Regions from separate parts of the Mus musculus genome. Here region 1 is linked to region 2. A link is a loop called in an ENCODE intact Hi-C map of the cell type or tissue named here. Cell type or tissue: heart. All regions are shown on one strand.

Region 1 (2,500 bases), 85 kb after region 2:
GGCTGTCACTGGCCTAAGGTGTGGTAGGAAAGAGATGTGTTTGTAATAAATGGGGAAACAATTGAGCCAAAGGAGAAAGTCTTGATTTGTGGAGATAAATCAAGAAAATGAGGTATCTGACTGTCTGTAGCACTAAGGTAGAAGTCCTCTCTCCACCTGCTGGTAACAAAAGCTTTGTTTCTGTCTCTTTATATTTCACAGGTGAGTGTAGTACAAGACTCTGTCAATATTTCTGGGCAGAATACTATGAACATGGTAAAGGTTCCTGAATGCCGGTTGGCAGATGAGTTAGGAGGGCTGTGGGAGAACTCTCGATTCACCGACTGCTGCTTGTGTGTGGCTGGTCAAGAATTCCAGGCTCACAAGGCTATCTTAGCAGGTTGGTATTTATTCATGATTCACTTTATAATTTTGATTCAATAAGAAGAATAGTGGCTACCCAATTGCCTTTAGGGAACAACTTCAGCTTATGAACTCTGTACCTAAATACGTTTTTAAAATTTACTTTCATTTTGGTGTTTTGAGATAGGGTCTCACTTTATAGCTTAAGCAGACCTAGAACTTATTGTTAGCCTAGACTATCCTCAAACTTCAATCCTCAGCCCCATCCCACTTCCTGCCCCTACTGCTGAAGTAGTAGGTATATGCCACTGTACCTGAACTGTATTTTATATTCTAACGACAGTTCTCATAACCAAAAGTGCTACTCTTCATAAAAATGGCATTTCTGGTTTGTCTTAGGTGGACTTGGGTACTATTTTAAGAGTATAAATGGTGGTCATACAAAGGAACTACCTATGTTTGCACTGGGCAAGTAGCTCTTGGAGTACCTAAGAGCAAGTGGTAGCTCCTAGCTGGACTTTGGATGCCATCGAGAGGATTCTGTTCTAGGGACTAAGTACTGTGAGGCTGAGACCTAGGCCTCTCAGATGGTTAAGCCAATGCCTTCACTATAAACACACGAGAAGAATGAGGCTGTGCTACTGACCCAGAGGATCAGCTCTTGTTCTGTCAGGTTCTTGATCTTTAAAACCAGAAGGACTCACCCCGAGGAAGAACTGATAGAGGGCTGACTTCGCCTTAGAGAAAAGCGGAGCCATAGCCACACACTGCTCTGCAGACCATAGAGCGTGGAATAGCATCGAGTGACTCTCCAAGTAACAAATGTTTTCCCAAGACTCCTCTGCTGAGCTGTCTCAGCTCCATCATTCTAAAGTACACACTTGAGATGAGCTCAGCCTGTCTCATGTGACAACTTTCCATTCTCTGCTTCAGCTTGGTATTGTTGTCAATGCTGAAGGAAGTGTGTAACTTAGACTAATATCTACCTGTATAGTGAGACCCTCAACGTGCTTGCTTCCCCCAATCCCTGTTCCCTTTAGTGTTTCTTTCTTGCTTGTGTATGTGGTACAAACATGTCTATGCAAGTTCATGTACTTTGTGTGTATATGCAGAGGCCAGAGGTTGAATGCCTTCTTTTGTCACTCTCTACCTTACTTTTTGAGATAGGGTCTCAGTGACATAAAGCTGTTTTTACTGGACTGACTGGCAAGTGAGGTCTAAGAATCCTCTATGTCTCTCCCATATCCTCACTTAGTGCTGGAGTTACGGATCCATACCTGGTTTTTAAGTGGATGCTAGGGATCCTCGTGTATGGACAGCAAGCACTTTATCCACTGAGCCATCTCCTCAGCTCTCCTATCCTCCCCGTGTGTCTTTCTGTAGATGTAGTAAGCTTCCTCCCCGAGCCTGCAACAGTAGATATTTCAGACTTCAGCCTTTCCCCTCTAACCTTCCAACTCCTAAAGGATTTCCTTGCCTTCCAAGGGGCCCTTTTGTAGGAACACCCTTGATGCTTACTGTTCTGTCACCTGCCTTCTCACCGGCAAGGAGGTATTGCTCATCTTCAGAATCGATTGATTTGTATACTTGTGCTCTCTGGCCTTGCCCTGCCTTCCCAGAGCCCTCGGTCTCTCAGTGTGCGTGCTCCCTTTCTCCCCACATGCTCTAAGCTGCCATAGTCACGGCCTTCTTCCTTTCCCCACAATGTCCTCACTTCACCTCCTTGCCAGAAAAGCAATTTTCCAAAGTTAGATGAATGACCTGCTAGCTTCTAAGTTTGAGAGACTCAATCATGTGCTAGTTGACTCCATGCTCCAGTTTTTCCTGGTTCTTCAACTATCTTATTCTTTCCCTTTATGGCTCAGAAAATCGAACCCTAGGCCCCATGTATGCTTGGCAAGCACTCCATCCCTGGGTGTATCTCCTGCTTGCTCCAGCTATTTCTGCTGTGTGGCTTCCCTCTCTCTCCCTCGCCTGTCCCTTCAGACATCAGCCAGCCCTAAGGGTCTGCTTCAGTGTTCCCTCTGTTCTCTCTGGTGATTCTGTTCCCGTTGCATCAGCTGCAGTCTGTCTACTAATGACTTGTAAGCCCTTCCTGCTGCTGTGCACCCTCCCATATTGAAGCACCTTATAGCCTGTAACTCTTCTGAGATAAGCA
Region 2 (2,500 bases):
GCTGGAGGGTAGGCTGTGGGGGCTGCGGGAGCTTTTCAAGAAGGGCTGCAAGGAACCTCCTCTGGTTCTTCCTGAGACCTCCCTCCAATATGTTTGGACTGGCTTCAGTCACAGGGCTCCCTTGTGTCATCCAGAATATTCTGGAGAGAAGCCACTGCCTTGTTTAAGCCATCTGACAGGCATGATCCTCAGGCCTATAGCATGTGCCAAAGTCTGCCACTGGCAGGGAAGGTGGGGAGGGGACCCAGAGGAACTTGAAACCTTGAGTGGTTCTGTTGGTGTGAAGGGCCACCAGGAGCCTCAGAGGCATGAGAAGCTGATAGCAGTTCAGTTGGCTCCTGTCCACAGAGACACAAGCTCTCAAGTGCAGGTCACTGCTTCTGCTGCCCCTGAAGCTCGCCTTTTTCATCCAAAAATGGGCAGACTCCCTGTGATTTCTGGGAAAGGTAAAAAAGGGAAATGCTTCAAGCCATACGCCAACGCAAAGGACATGTGTGCTTCGGCCCACTCTCAGTTTTGATTGCGGCATCTGGACATTCAGAGCTAGCAAAGGTGCCACGTTGTAACTTATGTCTGACTAGATGTCTTGCTTTCTACCTAGAATCCTAGAATTGCCACAATGTGACCACAGGCCTGCAGGCATTCTGTAATTGAAGGCTGGGAACTCGATGTGGGAGATAGAGATAGAGGTAGAGGTAGAGAGAGCGAGAGAGCGAGAGAGCGAGAGCGAGCAAGTTATGGGAAAGGGTCCATGCTCCCTTCAGATTCACTGGGGGCTCCATACACAAGATCCATCATAATCACATAACCTGTTAATTCAAAGGGACTTCCTAGCCAGGCACGGTGCTGCACGCCTTTAATCCCAGCACTCGGGAGGCCGAAGCAGGCAGATCTTTGTGAGTTCGAGGCCAGCCCAGGCTATATAGAGAGAGACTTTGTCTCAAAACACACACACACAGACACAGACACACAGACACAGACAGACACAGACACACACACACACACACAGACACACACAGACACACAGACACACACACACACACACACACACACACACACACACACACACACACACACACAGTGGTTTCCCAAGCAGAGCAGTATAACTAACTAGGCAGCACTGTGTGATATGGTAATTGTTTCCAGAGGCTGTATAGATGGACAATGAGGTTGAGGGCATGGATACCAATCACAGCAGCCCATCCGGTTGGATTCCCACTTTCCTCCTGGACTCTCCATATACTCTCCAGGGCTGCCAGGTTTAATGAATAAAAATACAGGCTGCTTATCTCACGTTGAGTCTCAGATAAACAACACATTTTTGGTATATGTCTCTGTATTCCAATTTAGCTAGCATTCTATATTTTATCTGGCATTGGACATTATCCAAAATGTTCTTATGGGCCCCTCTCCTCCCAAGGAGGCATTCTCATTTTCATTCAAATCTCAGTTCTGTGCTCAAGGTATGTTTTGTTCCGGGCCAGATTTGTTGTTTCCCTGGTGGCCTGGGGAAGTGCAGTACCAGACCTTATCAGCAGGGGGCACCACTCTCCTAGATGAGATTCTTCAGAGGAGTTGCTGGGGGCTTCAGGAAAGGAAAGGTGGGGACATCGAATTGAAGGCTCTATTTGTTGCTTCAGTCCTCCTCCTGGAGCTCACGTCTCACCCCAACACCCTGCCAGAGCTATTTCTGTGGATTAAGAACCTGATCCTGTCACTTGGCTCTGAAATCACTTCCAAGGTTCCAGAGTTACCTTCTCGACGCAGCTTAAAAAGCCCTTCAGGATCCCATTGGTGTCTATTTTGCCTCCGTCAACTCCTGCTACTTCCAGCCTGCTCCATCCCACCCACCTCACACTCCCAGCTCTCCCATTCACCAGGGACTATTTGTAGCTTCCCCTGTATGATATTTACTGTCATGCCTTTGTGCCCAGCGTTCCAATCCCTTTTTCCATTTGGTTCGTTTAGCCACTCTGCTCACTCAGCACACTGCAGTGGTATGTACTGAGACAGACCGTGGAAATGTGCTATGTGGAGCAGAAGGCTGCCTGGAACCCTTCCCCTATGATTCCCACGGGAGGAGGGATGAGACAAGTAAATATATAACAAAATATTTGGACTCCGTTCAAGGGTTGATGGATCTGTCTTCCTCAAACTGTTCCCTCTCAGATTTTCTGATGGCTTTCATGTTAAGGGTCCTGAATCCTGACACACCTGCCCAGTCACTGCGGAGAATACACATGAGATGAAGTAACAGGTTTAAATCAGTTTTGGGGGTGCTGGGGGGTCGGGATGAAATTGTCTGTGACAGACTGAAATGCGGGTACCACCTAGAGGATTCGGTAGCTCTTCACCTCCTCCATTCAATGACGTTTGCCATTTCAAGAGAAGATGGAAGGCAGTGGATGTAGTTCAGTTGATAAGCTGCTTGCCTAACATGGGTGAAGCCCTGGGTTCGAACCCCAGCATTTCCAAACACCAGGCGTGGGGGTACATGCCA

Evidence for each region. Hi-C counts contacts between places; a loop is a spot of excess contacts. Peaks named below come from ENCODE experiments on the same cell type or tissue, not always from the same donor. Only the 100,000 strongest peaks of a DNase experiment are listed, where the experiment ranks them.
Region 1: it touches region 2 in a loop (2.8-fold over the local background); 11 of 42 quality-filtered maps call a loop at or near these places.

Annotation. Positions count from the first base shown.
Region 1 is chr11:95,481,713-95,484,212 of GRCm38, forward strand. Spop (speckle-type BTB/POZ protein) reads left to right here. Exons shown (of 10, transcript NM_001359107.1): 6 at 202-379. Among named protein-coding and RNA genes, the nearest start is that of Nxph3, 32 kb to the right of the region's middle. In heart, no CTCF peak of the experiment used is centred here; no DNase peak of the experiment used is centred here.
Region 2 is chr11:95,396,495-95,398,994 of GRCm38, forward strand. No RefSeq gene overlaps it. Among named protein-coding and RNA genes, the nearest start is that of Slc35b1, 13 kb to the left of the region's middle. In heart, no CTCF peak of the experiment used is centred here; DNase peaks (open chromatin) are centred at 197 and 1,537.